3 separate regions of the Homo sapiens genome follow, and regions 2 and 3 are each linked to region 1. Evidence: chromatin loops called from intact Hi-C (ENCODE). Cell type or tissue: Calu3. All regions are shown on one strand. Each heading gives the region's core, and the rest is flanking DNA. Links, peaks and the distances in the headings are about the cores only. Region 1 has its middle 25 kb from the start of KRTAP24-1. Region 2 has its middle 110 kb from the start of GRIK1. Region 3 has its middle 94 kb from the start of CLDN17.

Region 1 (5,531 bases), core at 167-5,166:
TGTGACCATGAGTTGTCATCATTTAGCTCCCACTTATAAGTAAGAACATGTGGTATTTGATTGTAGTTTCCTGTGTTAGTTTGCTAAGGATAAAGGCCTCCAGCTCCATCCATGTTCCCCCAAAAGATATGATATCATTTTTATGGCTACACAGTATTCCATGGTGTATATGTACCACATTTTCTTTATTCAATCTGTCCTTAATGGCCATTTAGGTTGATTCCATGTCTTTGCTATTGTGAAAAGTGCCACAATGAGAATTTGCATGCATGTGTCTTTATGGTAGAATGATTTATATTCCTCTGGGTATATATCCAGTAATGGGATTGCTGGGTCAAATAGTAGTTCTGTTTTTAGCTCTTGCGGAATCACCACACTGCTTTCTTTGCTTTCTAAGAGCAATCTAAGCTGACAGATTATCATTTATTTTATTCTTCTATGGAAACCATAGCTAACCGTCTATTTCTGAAGTATGAACCTTTCACGAGTACTCTGTTCCACTTCATTCTCCTTTCTTAAAAATCATATAGAATGTCCTGTCTTTTCCCCTAATTATCTCTGTTGGAGAATACTTTGGTTGTAGGTACTTAGACAAATAACCCAGATGGCATGTGTCTATGATACAATCTTTATAATACTATGCACAGGGTCTGTATCTTAGACCTCTTCCTTAAGTAAGCCAATTATATGTGTATTTAGTTTATTAACTCATGTGTAACTCACATATCTCCCATCTCAGTTTAGGAAGCACAGTCCCCTCTCACTGTGGGGCCTACTTGTATCATCTCATTTCTTTCCTTCGCTTTCCTTATATCCAAATTTAGAACCCAATAGCCTACAAAATACATTCCAATTCAGTGTTTTTTGATCTACAAGATTCATTCCAATGCAGAATGCTCTAATCCCATGATTTTACTGCAAGAGTTGTAAATCAACATAGGGTTGGATTTACTGCAACCCATTCAAAAGTGTAGACAATGCTCAAATTTTATATGAGTACATTCTGAAATAATGCTATACGTAACAAAATGCTCTAGCTAATTAGACACTTAAATTGTGGTGGGGTGGTGGGGGAGGGGGTGTTCGGGAGAGATAGAGAAAGAAGAGAAAAATTGAAATCAATTTCTATCCTCAGAGAAACTTCAATGTGTTTTCAGGGCAGTCTGTGTCTTTACATGATACAAATCATCCAGGGTACACCTTAAGATATAAAAATATAAAGCAATTTTCCATTATCTTATTAGTAGCTCACAGTGAAGAGATTAAGTTCTTTGTTTTTTGGGAATGTAAATTCTTGTGTTTAATCAAAGTTTACCTTTAAAGTTGTTGTTTGGTTTGCAGGTTTTTGTTAAAATGAAGTTGCAGAGGAGTTAATTTTTGAAAAGTAGGGTAGACACAGAGCTGTGTTTGAATTATTTCTTTTTACTATGAAAAACTTTTTCCAAGAATTCAAGAAATCGCTTGTAAGAAATGAGAACCAGAGAGAAGACATTGAAGACACTACTTGCATGATAGACTTTTATGAGATACCTGGGTGCCCGTGACAAGAGATGGCCCAGTGCTGTGGAAAGGACCCTGTCATGGTCTGCTCCTTTAAACACTGATGACTTTATGAGTACCTAAAGATAGCAAGCTTGACACAAACATAAGATATCTCAAGAGAGACAACGTTTATAGTGTCAGTGGAGAAAGTCTTTCTACCAGCTCCAAGAATAAGGACTTTTGACCCAAGGGAACTGAATCAGGAGAGAAATAATATGTTTGATGGTATTTGGTAACTATTTTAAATGACTTATTTGCACATATACTGAGTTACTCCTTTGGTATAGCAGAAATATTTGAGCAACAATTTTCAGTTATGAAAAAAGTTACCAAAAGCCAACAATTGTGCCAATGAGTAGCAATGCAAGAAACATTTCACTTCTACTGCAGGATGGTAAAAATTGTATGTAAATTTTTTTGTATCAAATACATTTTTATTAGAATTCTAATATATGTCTTTCATTTTAATTTGAAAAGTTCTTTATTCATTTTGAACTGAGAAGTGTTAATAAAATTAGTGATAATAACAACATATATGGTAAGTGCTTATTCTGTGGACACTGTGATAAGTGGATAAGTGTTTTGTATGGATGAGTTCATTTAGCCATTACACCACCCTAAGGTGAAACTTATTTTTCCTGTTGTATATATGACGATACTTAGGTTTCAGAGAACCTAATAGACAGATTTAGGATACAAAGCAAGTCTGATTAACTCCAGAATCTTTAAACCTCTCCACCAGGGCCTAACAACCTCAGCACAATTGATATTTGGACTGAATTATTAGTTGAAGATGGGGACTTTACTGTGTATCATAAGATGCTTAACAGCATCCCTGGTTTCTACCCACTAGATGCCAGTAGCACTGGTACCCTCAAAACACACACACACATATACACGCATGCGCGCGCACACACACACGCACACAATGTGAAAATTGCCAAATGTGTCCTAGGTGGGGTTGGGAGGCAGGCACATCACCTGGGTTGAGAACCACAGTTTGACACTGTATTGCTTCCCTGCAAATTCAGCAAGCGAAATGGGAAGCACAGGTCCATTGAGAGAGATACTTTGGTAACCCCTGAAAGTTTTAGAAGGCAGGGCCCTGAACATGGCTTGGGAATTATGGGGAGCACCGAATTAACTTGTTGTCTGTGCTCCTTAACTACACATTACTTGGGAGTTGGAGATTCAGAAAAAAAAAAATAGGATTCGATGTTGTGTTTTATGCCCAGTTTGTTTGACATGTCTTTAGCTTGGGTTTTCTGCAAGCATATTTGCTATCAAACCTGGGCCCAGCTGAATGACTTGAGCCAAGAGCCGTTTGAGCAGATCATCAAAATACCCGAATCAGAATTTAAAGAGGAAACATAAATCAGAGAGAGTAACTGAGAGGTTATACTAGCAGGGTGGCCTATGGAGAAACTACATCAGACCTTGTTTTGTGGCCATTATCTCTTCAGGACGGAATAAAAGGTGTCTCTCACCTCTCTTAGGGCAGCCAAGCTTTCACGTTCCTAAAGACAACACATTTTACCACCAGGGGGCAGGAATTAATTAGCCCTCTGAGTGTAAGTTGGGCAGCCCTGGATGCTGAGCGCAGAGAAGATCTGCTGTTGAGTCAAGGCCAGTATGAAAATCTGTATTGGGGTAGGGAGTTGAAGATTGAAAAGGAGAGTGCTTTTTGCCACCTTCTGAATACTGAGATGAGAAAGGGCAGCATTTTTGTATTTCAGAATTTGGAGATCTAGGCCTGGGTTGTTTGCTGGTGAAGAGAAGTTGGAGGCTGCAGTGAGCCGTGATCTCACTACTGTACTCCAGCCTGGGTGACGGAGTGAGACCCTGTGTCAAAAACAATATTATTATTTTCTAATGGATTTAAGAGATTTTTAACAGTAATGTTAAAGGTATGCAATTATTTCCATATGTTATGAAATTAGATCTTATTCTCTGGATTTTTTTTTTAAGGCTGGGGAAAATATGATGAGGCCTTGAATAGCTTTATTAGATTTACTCCTCATTCTATAAACTAAACCCATTTCAGAAAGATTGAAGAATAAATTTTAATCAAATTTGGGGCAATGAAAAACCAGACAGAATATAAGTGAGTCACAATATATATGTATTTAACTTACACAAATTTAACACTGAATTCAACAAAAAATTATACACATTTAAAAAACGAATTATATATTTTCTCATGTTTTTTCATGTAATGCCTATAATCATGTACATTATATATTTATCAACATATATAATTGTCCAGATTGTGCACACACAAACAAAAACATGTTGAATATTTGCTCAAACACAAAGCTTGTCACATAGTAATGTAATTGATGTATTAGTTATTACTCCTGTTAATAATAATACTGGCTAGGTGCAGTGGCTGATGCCTGTAATCTCAGCACTTTGAGAGGCCAAGGCAGGAGGATCTTTTGAGCCCAGGAGTTCAAGACCCATCTGGGCAACATAGTGAGTCCCTGTCTCTACAAAAATACAAAAATAAAACTAAGCCAGGCATGGCGGGGCGCACCTGTAGTCCCAGCTTCTAAGGAAGCTGACATGAGAGAATTGCTTGAACCTAGGAGGTCAAGGCTGCAGTGAGCCATGATCGTGCCACTGCACTCCAGCCTGGGTGACAGAGTGAGACCCTGTCTCAAAAATAATATTATTGTTTCCTAAAGGATTTAAGAGAGTTTTTTTAACAGTAATGTTAAATGTATGCAATTATTTCCATATGTTTTGAAATTAGATCTTAACATCTTGATCAAAAAATAAAAAATAAAAACCAGGTTCTTTGTAACACAAAGTGACCTATTGCAAGGACCTCATGGACTTTTACGAAGCACAAATATATCAACAAATTATTCTAGTATAAAGATTAGGGAGAAGAGGAAGAAAGAAAGAAAAGGAAGAAAGTAAAAAAGAAAGCAAGGAAGGGAAAAATGGAGAAAAAGAAAGAGGGAATAGGAGAAAGAGGCGGAAGAAGGGAAGGCAGAGAGAGGGACAAGGAAGGAAAAAATGAAGAAAGTCCTATGAGCCAGGAGAGGGTAGAGAATTAAAGTTACCAGGGAAGAAAAGAAAAGCTTCCACAAAGACTCTTACAAGTCAGGTAGAGAAGAGAATAGAAGGGTTCCCATGGCATAGGGAGGGGCCCTGAAAGAGCATGACACATTCCGGAGGGGCCCTGAAAGAGCATGACACATTCCGGGAACTCCCAGTTGCCCACGGTGGCTGGCACTTATGCTGTGGGCACCTAGTTTGGGTTATAGGCCTTATCAGATGTGATGGTTAATTTTATTTGTCAACTTGACAGGTCTAAGAGATGCCCATAAAGATGGTAAAACATTACTTTCTGGGTGTGTCGATGAAGGTGTGCCTGGAAGCATGTTAGTATTTGAATCCATAGACTGAGTAAAGAAGATGGTTTGCCCCAGCATGGGTGGGCATGATCCAATCTGTTGAGGGCCTGAATAGAACAAACAGGCAGAGGAAAGGCAAATTCACTTCCTTTGCTGAGCTGGACCATCTCTCTTCTTTTATCCTCTGGAGCTCTTGGTTCTCTGGCCTTTCGACTTGGACATGGACTTACATCTTTTTTTCCCCAGGTGTCAGGCCTTTGGACTTGGGCTGGAACTATACCACTGATTTTCCTGTCCCTCCAACTTGCAGAGAGCAGATCATGGAGCTTCTCAGCTTCCTTACAGGCATAAGTTAACCTCTCATAATAAATCTCTTTATTTATAACTACTCCATTCATTCTGTTTCCCTGAAGAACTCTCACTAACACATCAGTCACCTTAAGGAGTTAGGTTTTATCTGGTAGATGTTGGGAAACAAAAACAGATTTTAAAGAAAAAAACTTTTATGACTGTGGTAACAGGTATAAAAACATAAAGGAGTTAAAAAAGATGAAGGATACAGAAGCCAGTCAACTGGTTAGTGCAATAATTCTTAGGTGGTTGCTGAATATAAACAGTGGTACC
Region 2 (5,531 bases), core at 224-5,223, 210 kb after region 1:
CTCTATCTTGATTCAACTGAAAGTTTACATACACTTCAATATCCAAGCTAGTGCAGGTATCCAGTCTAAAGATATTCATTCTTTCAAACACATTCTTTCAAACAGTTTCTTTTCAGTGGTGAATTTTGTGTAATTGAAGAATAAGGTGGCTACTTAACCATGTAATAAGCAAATACGTGGTATGCATTCTTAATAAAAAGTTATGGCTAGAGCACTGGAAACCAAATGCCTATGTGTGTTTTGTAAGAGGGGCGCCCTTTGGTACCTCTGGTAATCCCAGACCCAGGTAAGTATAGATCTAGATTGAAATCACTTCACATGTTTCATTTCACACACCACTTTCCTATAACCTCCTAAACTGTCCTTATTAAATTTGCCCTTGAAAAGAAAGGCTGCCTGTAAACACAAACAACTGAGAAATTAAATGGAGGGACAGGGTTTCGTTCATTATGCATGGCTAAATTGATTTTCTTCATCTGGAAATTGAGTATGCATATGTTTTCATTTAAAATGATGGGAGGCACTTTAGATCTCTAAGATTAGCAAGCACCTTAACACAGCTTCTTTCATTTGAAAAGTAAAAAGAAAAAAGAAAGATCATCTTGTGTTTGACAAGTGTCAAGTTCTGAATTTAAATGAGAGGTAGTTGGATATGATGGTTGACTTCGTATAAAAGAACTGCCGTACTAGAAAACCTGTGTTTTTAGATTTTGATGAGTTATCCAAAGCTGATGACCTTTCACATTAAAATTAACCTTGTTCCCTAGTAGCTTATTCCCATAGCCCTCAGCAACACCCTCCTACCCCTATTAATTTTGTTCTTATAGCACAACACTGACATCAAATGGTAAGTAAACTTAACCTCAAAGATTAATTTCCTCTCTCTTAAGTTATACTGGACCTTGCAGGCAATGAGATAATATTAAAACTCCACTTACTCTTGAGTGGCATTCATAAATTTTTTTGAGGGAAGGATATAAGGCATTAAAAAGAAACACAAAGTAATGGTGGAATAATGTTTTTACTAAATTCTAATTACTTCAGACACACACATACACATACACATACACATACACATACACATACATACCCATACACACAGACATAGATGTCTTTGGGGCTATTTTGCTCTTTTGTTAATTAATTTCAGAAATGGTGAATGTATTTTAAAAATGCCTCCAAAGATGTAGAGACTTGAAAATATGGTCTAGGTCTAGATATTTGTCAAACAAACCACGTGTCACACTATGAATTAAGCAGTACCCTGAATAGAATAAATGCCATATGTGTTTCAAACAGCTGGACATAAAATATCTGCAGACTTCATAATTGGTTTTTGTGTTTTGGCTTGATGCAGAGAATTTGCCAACCTGCAATAGCAGGATGATCAGCTACCAAGGAGACCACTTTGATTCTCCCTACCCCTCCAGATGCTGCTAGGAAAACTCAAATGGGAAGCACAGATGACTGAAAAATAACAGATGTGGAACAGGTCTTTCGGATGCTCAGTAAAAAAAATATGTGGTAAAACAAATATGTACTCTTTCTTCACTTTTTTCCTACATATTCAAAAAACTATAAGTCAATATTATTCACAAAGCAGTTAAATGTTTCTTATTTTTCCGTTTAGAAATGTATATAAAGACATAAGTAGTCTTTAATAGTTTTATTAAAACTATCAATTCCATTGCCCCAAAGTGATATTACATTTTTCAAAAAGACTTACAAAAACAAAATGTCCAAAGGCAATCTATCAAATGATAGTGATTTCTAACTCACTCAGCCATAGATAATTTTCACCTTTCACTCATTGGCTCTATTTAGGAAAATGATCTTCTTTATTAACATACTAGCTGGTTGCTCAAGAAGCATCAATGATAGTGATTAAAATAGCTGTTTTAGAAAGCTACCATCCAATCGTTATGGACCAAGATAAAGGCATAAAATGAAAGGAAAAGACACCCAAAATTACATCTAATAAGCAAAATTTTAATATTACATTTGCTTTGCAGGATAATCTTGCAAGATGATGATATAGCTCTTTGCTCCTAGTAGTTAGAGAGTTATCAAATAGTCATAGATTCTGGTATTATCAGAATCCATTCAAAATTAAGGGATAGTGGCTTCCACCAAAATTCTTTGGGTGTAATATAAAAGCTACGAAGGCAATTCTGTGCCAGAGTTTACTTCTACTCTGCAATATTCGCTAAAAAAAAAAAATAGGCATTCTTCTTCTATAATCAATCCTGGTTATCTTCAAATTAGAATATTGCCTGATTTGACATTTATAATGTTTGTTCTCTTACCAGGCAGGCCAGGAAAATTCTCATAAAGTCAGAAAAATACATAGAGTTTCTAAGATGACTGAAGAGTACATGTCTCATCCTTTCAATACTCACTTCCCTACTCCATTTCTTACCCCCTCACATCAGGCTACATTTATAGAAAAACAAAACTATTTTAATCATCTCTAGTTGGATTAAGGTTTGCTCATCTACTTTCTAGTAGTAGCTGTATACTGTAATATTTTACATAATAAAAACAATGTGTCCATTTTTTTCTGCCATCTTAATTCCAGCAAATCAAATCTTTTCTTAATATGTTATCTACCTGTTATTCTGACAAAACTCAGGTATTGTTATTTATCATCTCTGTACAGTCATCTCAAGCATTCACCTATTTGAATTTTTTTTTCAGTTTTATTTTTTTCTAGTTTAATGATGATGATGATGATGATGATTTTTAATAGAGAGGGGATCTCACCATGTTGCCCAGTCTGGTCTCGAGCTCCTGGTCTCAAGTGATCCTCATGCCTTGGCCTCTCAAAATGCTGGATTAGGTATGAGCCACCACTCCCGGCCTAAGCTTTGTTTTTTTAAAAGTTTTACTTGCTTCATTTAGTTTGGAAATGATCGAATAGGCATATGAGATATTCCAGGTGCTTCGCCTTCTTTTCAGGAGTCATGTCTGCTAGCAGTCCAAAGCCTTCCCTGAGAAAGCAGGTGGAATTGTCATGGATAAAACACTGGTCTATCTCAATCTCTTCCTTTTCACCTTCTGATTTCTAGAACATATAAATCTTCAATGTTTCCAAGAAATTAACTACATTTATAAGTATATATGTATCTTCTTGGTTTTAGTGGAGGACTCTGGGATAGATCTGTCCTCAAAGTCCACTGTGGAAAACAAACAATATGAAAAAAGTGGGAAATTAGAATATCACAGAAAGAAAGCCATTTGAGTGCCCTCTTGTGGAATAAAGCAGCACTGCAGCTATTGAAATTAGTGACTTAGTACTCTTAGGTTAAAATATTATTGGGAAAGTAAACAAAGAATGCTGAGACAAAAGAGAGAGGGAAAACAAGAAGGATGGGGGATGTTTATTTTAGGCAACTACTGAAAAATAGCAAGAAGGTTTGCAACTTCTATAATGGTCAATTTAAGGAAAAGGGGCAAAAAAGCATACTGGTTTATAATAAACACTATAAACTACATTATTTGCACTTTACTTCAAGATTATGATGTCACATAAGCCTTTGGCTACTGGTTCAAAAATTAGTTTACTCCTGATTAACCACTGTCAATAATAAATAAGGCTGGAGAGTATTTTCCTTTGTAAATTAGTGGTGATGGCCATTTCTATGGAAATGGAAAAATAATGAAGCTCTCCCTGCAGTGTGAATTGTCAAGCATATATATGAAATGCAGCTTACATAACAAAATGTAACTGCTAATAGAGAAGTCAAAATAAAGGTGAATTTAAGACAACTGGGAGTTTGTCTTGTTCCCAAGAAGACCATGCCATTTTTGGATATTACTAGGAAAGGTAAGGATAGTTGGTATGAGCTCAATGAATAACGTAAAAAATAAGAAACTAAAGCTATTATGGCATCACAGTGGAAATATGTATAGATTCCAAGAACCACTGAACCCTAATTAATGAAGCAGCTATGCTTATTCGATTAAGTGAGCTGAATATGGTCAATGAAAAGCGATAAATACAAGGAACTAAAGAGTTGGTAGACATACAAGGAACTCCAAAAATCCACTGCATAAAAGCAAAAAGGTCACTATAAAACTTTATCAAAATCAAGTATTTGGGAGCTGTGGAAATTATCCAAATGTTTGCAACACTATGAGCAGCTTTATTCAAGAAAAACAGCTTAATGTTATAAATAACAATGAGCTCTGTGAGGTTTGCACTTGCTCTATTCCTCTTTTCCTAATTCCATGAAAGCCCTAAAAACCAGAATCCTCACAATCATGGTAGCTAGGAAAAATAACAGTAACAGGGTGAGTGCGAGTTAGAATGAGCTTGAAGCTCCCAAAAGCCCTATCTCCAGAAAATCAACACTATTTTCACGCTTTTTGCAAAGGTTGCATTCATGGAGTTGGTCTATACTTGACCTGAGCTTGTTCAGTGAGAAAAGTTTTATCTGAGGGAATTTGTTTAAAAAAAAAATCCATCAGCAATTGCTTAACATTGCAGCTGCCTAATGCAGTGATGCCAACTGGGCAAAGAGGCTGGACAAAGATTCTCTGTATTCCTGGAAATCTCAAAGCCCATGCACAGGTGCCCAGGAAATCATGTGCATTAATCTCCCACCTCTGGCTGATCTTGAGGCTCTGAACAAGTAGAAAGTAAAAATCAAGATAAAATTGAAAACTGATAAAGATGAAAATGTGTTCAAACACACTGTCAGCATATTGGTGCCTCAGCAATGGGTAGTAAACAGATTGGTTCAAGGCATTTGGAAAAATTCTATCTAATAAAATTATCTGACCTCTATGCTGAGCAGAGACCTCAGGGGCTGCACATGACAAGGAATACAGACTTTATAGAATTAGTCCTGGAAAATGACTAAACAAACAAGCAGCAACAACAGACAACCTTGGGTAGGGAGAAAAATTCGATTTCTAGTGTTATCATTTTATAATATTAAAAATGTTCAGCTTTTAACATGATAAAAACTTGTATGTGACTGGCGAAAAAACCCCAGGAAACTATAGTCCATAAATGAGTTTTAAAAAACAGATAATAGAAACTAACTTGAAGAAGTCCAGCTTCTGAAATTGATAAATAAAATCTTTAAATCAGATAGTACATGTTCCAAAAACTGCACCTAAAGAATTAAAGGAATGTATGAGCATAATGTCTCACGAAAAAGAGAATATCAATAAAAAGGCAAAATATAAAAAAGAACTGAATAGAAATTCTTGAGTTGAAAAGTACAATAAAGGAAATGGAAAATTCATTGAAGGGTCTCAACAACATATGTGAGCCAGCAAAGAATCAACAAAAGTGAACATATGTCAGTTGAAATTGTCTGGTGGGAGGTACAGAAAAAAAAGAATGAAGAAAAATGAAAAGACCTTTTGAGAGCTGTGAAACCCCATCAATTTTACCAAAATATGCATAATAGAAATAGAAATTTCAGAAGGGAAACAGAGAGCAAACAAGGGACACAAAGAATATTTAAAGAAATAATGACCAAAAACATCCCAACTTTGATGAAAAATATTAATCTATC
Region 3 (5,531 bases), core at 117-5,116, 190 kb after region 1:
TTTGGCTGTCTTTACAGCAGCATCCCACTCTGTGGGCACCAATTTACTGTATTAGTTTGCTCTTATGGTGCTTATAAAGACACACCTAGGACTGAGTAATTTATAAAGTAAAGAGATTTAATGGACTCACAGTTCAACATGGCTGGGGAGGCCTCACAATCATGGCAGAAAGCAAAGGAGGAGCAAAGGCATGTCTCACATGGTGGCAGGCAAGAGCGCATGTGCAGGGGAACTGCCCTTTATAAAACAATCAACTCTAGTGAGACTTATTCTCTACCACAAGAAGAGTATGGGGGAAACTGCCCCCATGATTCTATTATCTCCACCTTTGACACATGGGGATTATCACAATTCAGTGTGAGATTTGGGTTGGGACACAGCCAAACCATATCAGCAACATTTAAGTGTGTCCCCATATACTACTCAATTTATCCTTATAAAACCCTGTGAGATATGGATTATTTTCCCCTTTAATAGAAAATTAAATAAATTATTATCATATTTAGCAGAGCTAAATTTGTCATAAGTGTACCTCTATAATTGTGTAAAATTCTCAATTAAAAATGAATTGCTTAAATAGGTCTATTTTAGGAGACATTTTGAAAACTTTAAAAGATATTCAATGATTTTTGTAGTCATTAACATAAATAAGAACGCTTTTTCTACTAATGTTTTGACTTGGGTTGACCCATGACTTTAATAAATAATAGCAAGATTGTTTTGAAAATCAATTTCAGATGACACAGATATTTATCGGTGACTTACACTAACAATCAAGAAGGCATAAATCTGAACAATATTTTTGGCTTCCCATATATAAATTGGTATGTAATATCTTCTGGAATTTTTGCTTTTGGGTAATGTAAATTATATAATTAACCTATGATCAACCTATTGCTCCCTTTTAGACCAAACTTATTGTATCAGTAAACCATAAGAAAAAAATAGATGTTCTGTAAAAACATTTACTCAGAAGCCATTACTTCTTATTTAAGGGAAATGTATAATAGCTCTTAAATATTGACTCTTAAGACTTTTTGACCCTACATTTCTTATATGTCCAAGATACAGAAGCAAATTTTATGAGTGTTTTTTCTATACTGGTCATTATATCAGAATTGGAAAGTGAGATGGTAAGAGAATCTAGTTACAGAAACATAATATCAATAACTTTGCTCATTTTAAAATTCAAGAATCCCACTAGAAAGATTTGGGCTCCCAAAATGAAGGCATAGTGCTATAGTCTGAATGTTTGTACCCTCTAAAATTCATGGGCTGAAATTCTAACCCTCATGGTGATGGTTTTAAGAGGTGGGTTTTTGAGAGATGATTATGTAATGAAGGTGGAGCCCTCACGCATGGTATTAGTGTCCTTATTAAATGAGGCTCAAGGGAGGTTGTTTGCCTCTTCCATCATATGAGGATGGAGCAAGGAGATGCCTTCTATGAACCAAGAAGCGAGCCTTCACTTGATAATGAATCTTCCAGTGCCTTCATCTTGCACTTGTCAGACTGTGGACTGTGAGAATAAATTTCTCTTGTTTATAAGCCACCCAGTCTATGGTATTTTGTTATAACAACTAGAATGAGCTAAAACATATAGTCTGCTAATGCTTTTTATGTCTCAGTTCTGTTTCTATGAAAATGTTAACTCACGCTATCTTGCTCTCAACCTGTACATCCTAGTATTATTTAAAAGGATCATCAATACACATATTGGTATAAAAGGCCTGAGGATGAACAAGCTCTGAGAGACGGGACAGGGGAATAGAAGTGTCACTGCCCATGGTGTATGAAGATGGCACTATCCACTAACAAAGGCAGTGCCACCTGATAGCTTCAAGTTGTGTGATTTGGCAGCAGACTTGAGCCATATGCCTGGGACTGGATTGTACACTACTGCCGGGTTTCCGCTATCACTAGCCGAGTATATCCTTTCCCTTATGGGAAAAGCCCTCCTTTTCATACCTGGCATTAATATTATTAATTCTATTTGTTTACTGATGAATATTTTCAGGCTAAGTGAAGCTCCTTGCCTTCCAAAAATGAAGAACAAACATTTTGGATTCTCTGATTAAGTGACCAAGAAATTTAACCCTTTCAGCTACATCACACAGATAACTTCCTTATTCTGTCTTAATAGTCAAGACAAATATTTTGACAAGGATGGAAACAGGCTAAATGGTAACAAAACCAGGAATTCTCTGAAGACTCTTATAAACCAGAATAACTAAAACATCAGAAATGTAAATCCTGGTAGTAAAGAATCTGTTCTAGTTTAGACCAAGTTACATGTGCATGATAATTCCTAGACCATCGAATACTAAAATGTGGACTCATTGGAGAAGTGAATCAGCAGCAACTTGCAGCACTGGGACTTGAGGGCGTCACCAGGCTTGGTTCACCACGGTGCCACCCTCTGGCCTTTTCAATGTATGCAGTCTTCAGCAAGCATTTCCTTGAGAACCTGCAACGAAATTAGCATGTGCTAAACACAGGGAAGGCACATATGAAAGGATTTACTCCTGTTCTTTGAGAAAGGCATACAGAGCTTTAAGGTCTATTAGCATCTTGAGGTATCAAAATAAGCAAGTGGCCAGTAAAAAATGTAAATAAAAGAGGATGGGTAAAGGGAAGAAAAAGGAAGGGAAAGAGCAAGGAAGATAATGCACTAATTAGTGAGGTAAGGTATGTATTAAAGACAGTAAATAATAAGCCAAAACAACATAGGAAAAAATAGGGTAGTATCAAATGAAGCATGGTAAGACTGGTAGACGTTTGGGATCATGGCCTAGTGAGTCAAGAGACTGCCTGATTCTGGTTACACAAGACATATTGGATAAATATATGCAACTTTTGAAAGAAAACGTGTTCATTTGTGGTGTTTGGAACTTGTCCTCTGTTTTCTTTTTGTCTCTCCTGTTCGGCCCACCCTTTCTTACTTACAGAGCATCCTTGTTACTCAGCATCCCAACGTCTTCCCACGATCACGTGCTTCATTAAGCAGCCGTGACCATCTCTTCTTGCTCCTCAGTGCTCAGTTTAATAATGAGCACATGAGAAATTCTGCTCATTAAAGAAATAGAGAAGAATGCTGGAGGCTTCTTGGAAAGATGGCTTGCCTGCCCCCATCTCCCATAAAAACAACACTGGAGAAAGGCACGTCTCTTCTTTTCCTGGAATTTCTCAGGTTTTCACATGAGCAATGGACCTGCAGCAGAAATCACAAGGGGAGCTCCCCTGCAGAGAGAGCCAATCCACGAAGTATGGCAAGAGTATAAGGACAGCACGGTGAAACCCCGTCTCTACTAAAAATACAAAAATTTAGCCAGGCATGGTGGCGGGCGTCTCTAGTCCCAGCTACTCGGGAGGCTGAGGCAGAAGAATAGCGTGAACCCGGGAGGCGGAGCTTGCAGTGAGCCAAGATCGCACCACTGCACTCCAGCCTGGGCGACAGAGCGAGACTCCGTCAAAAAAAAAAAAAAGAGTATAAGTACAGAAAGCACTTGGACTCCTGATGAAGTCATTGAGCCACTAAATTCGCCAGCTTGGGAGCTGCCCTGTGTTAGTATACCTCCCTCTGTTCAATAATGTATTTTCTCCACTATGTAAGATAGTTTGAGTTGAGATTTTTATTGCATGCATACAAATTAGTGTATTCTCTAATTTGTTATCCACCTACCTCATGCTTCAACAGTACTTTTATGTGGTGACACGCTAGGGAAATGAAAATCCATGGAAATGAAGTTAATACATTTCTCTCTTTTAAGATGAGAGGGATTGACAATAAAAAAAGAATTGTAAAGATTTCATATAAATTGCATATAGGCATAATATATCTTTTTGTTATTTTTAAAATTCACAAAAATATCTTCAACTGGAATGGTATCAGACAATATAAATCTGGTATTTGGTGCTTTCCTTACAAGTTAACTAAGTTAGATACACATATCTTATTCTAAATTCTTGGAACATATACATAAAGATTTGTATAATCTGTAAGGAAAAAGAGGAATGAAACTTTAAAATGCATAATCTCATATTATTTCGATAAGAATTATTTTGAACGTTTAACCTTGAATTAGAGATGTAACTGCGGCACGAGGATTTTGCAGTCTTTAAACATTTCAATGAAAAACCAAACACATTGTTTAGTTGGTACTATGTAAATCAAATATCTGACAGATATTTAATATTTCTTTATAATGGATTCAGTGTCACATAGCCATATAACTGACAAATCAAGAGTTTTCTAGGACTTCCTAATTCTCTAAATGAAGTTTCATGTGCTAATCGCATAGCCTCCCAGACATAGCTTCTTAGTTTCAATATTCATGTTTATTGAAATGTCTGTATGCGTGCCCTGGACAGAAACTAATTAATGAATGAAATCTACTTATAATTTGACAGCTGTTAATTCTTCATTAGCTGCACTTTTAAAATTTGTATCTATTTGGAAAGAAACATGTTTGTCATTTTCCAAGAAAGAAAAGTAAAATCTAATCTACTCGACTTTTATGAATTTGTGAATTAATGCAAAAATAAAGCAAAATGATAACTACCTAAAAGCTGTTCAGCTCTCTAAGACTGCACTACAACCTGTGTGATCCCTATTGCTTCCAGAAATATAATGATGGTTTTGCCTTTTTATTTTGATTAAAAAAAAAAATCAACTGTTTTTTTCCCCAAACTGTCAGAATAAATGATATGTGGTAAGACCCTTGGAGCCATTATGTAAAAGTTAAGCCTGCAAATTCACTAATTTATGGGAAAAATAAAGAAAAACATGTCAGAGTTATAGAGAGAGTGGCTTTTAATTGGAAGTTTGAACTTACAGTGTAAAATCTTAGTCTCCCAAGGTTGTTACTTTCTGAGTGAATGGAAGAAAATAGGGTAATTGAGAAAAGAAAACTGTAACTGGCTTTCTGTCAGTTTTCTGGCAATGCCCAGTGAATAGAATTGTTGAAATTCAGCAAAGGTACCAAAAGAACCCTTATGCCGTGATATAAGCATCACCCAAGTGAGTTGAATGGACCCATTTTATTCCCTCATCATTTTCCAAGCACATAGGAACATTAACATTTTGTTCTTGCCTGCTGTTTCATAAAGTTGTGTTGTATTCAACTCTTGCTGCGTTTTTGGCAAAATTATTCTAAAGGATAGCAATTAAATTTTATGTAAGTTGACATTTATATCTTTCCAATGAATTGTTTATTTGAAGATAATTTTAAAAAACTAAATATTTTCATGGCAAAATGTAGATAAAAAGAGTTGTTTAGATATTCCGCTTCTTATTTATGTAATTTTTCATATTTCAACATCTTAGAGTTACAATTAATAACTCTAATTAATACTCTAATTGATATCCTTCTCCCCATTTACTATTACGTGAAATAATGGTACAAATTATTAATGGCATCTAAGTTGAGATGAAATACAGTAGCTTTACTATTCTAATAATGTCTCATGCATTCAGAATCTCTCACAATTTAAGCAGTGTGGTCTTTTTTCTACCCGTCTAATTCATGTGG

What was found. Hi-C counts contacts between places; a loop is a spot of excess contacts. Peaks named below come from ENCODE experiments on the same cell type or tissue, not always from the same donor. Only the 100,000 strongest peaks of a DNase experiment are listed, where the experiment ranks them.
Region 2: it touches region 1 in a loop (17-fold over the local background); 8 of 110 quality-filtered maps call a loop at or near these places.
Region 3: it touches region 1 in a loop (5-fold over the local background); 9 of 110 quality-filtered maps call a loop at or near these places.

Annotation. Positions count from the first base shown.
Region 1 is chr21:30,255,529-30,261,059 of GRCh38, reverse strand. No RefSeq gene overlaps it. Among named protein-coding and RNA genes, the nearest start is that of KRTAP24-1, 25 kb to the left of the region's middle. In Calu3, for the core only: no CTCF peak of the experiment used is centred there; a DNase peak (open chromatin) is centred at 3,109.
Region 2 is chr21:30,042,380-30,047,910 of GRCh38, reverse strand. No RefSeq gene overlaps it. Among named protein-coding and RNA genes, the nearest start is that of GRIK1, 110 kb to the right of the region's middle. In Calu3, for the core only: a CTCF peak has its summit at 3,253 (motif pointing left); no DNase peak of the experiment used is centred there.
Region 3 is chr21:30,069,579-30,075,109 of GRCh38, reverse strand. No RefSeq gene overlaps it. Among named protein-coding and RNA genes, the nearest start is that of CLDN17, 94 kb to the left of the region's middle. In Calu3, for the core only: no CTCF peak of the experiment used is centred there; a DNase peak (open chromatin) is centred at 2,399.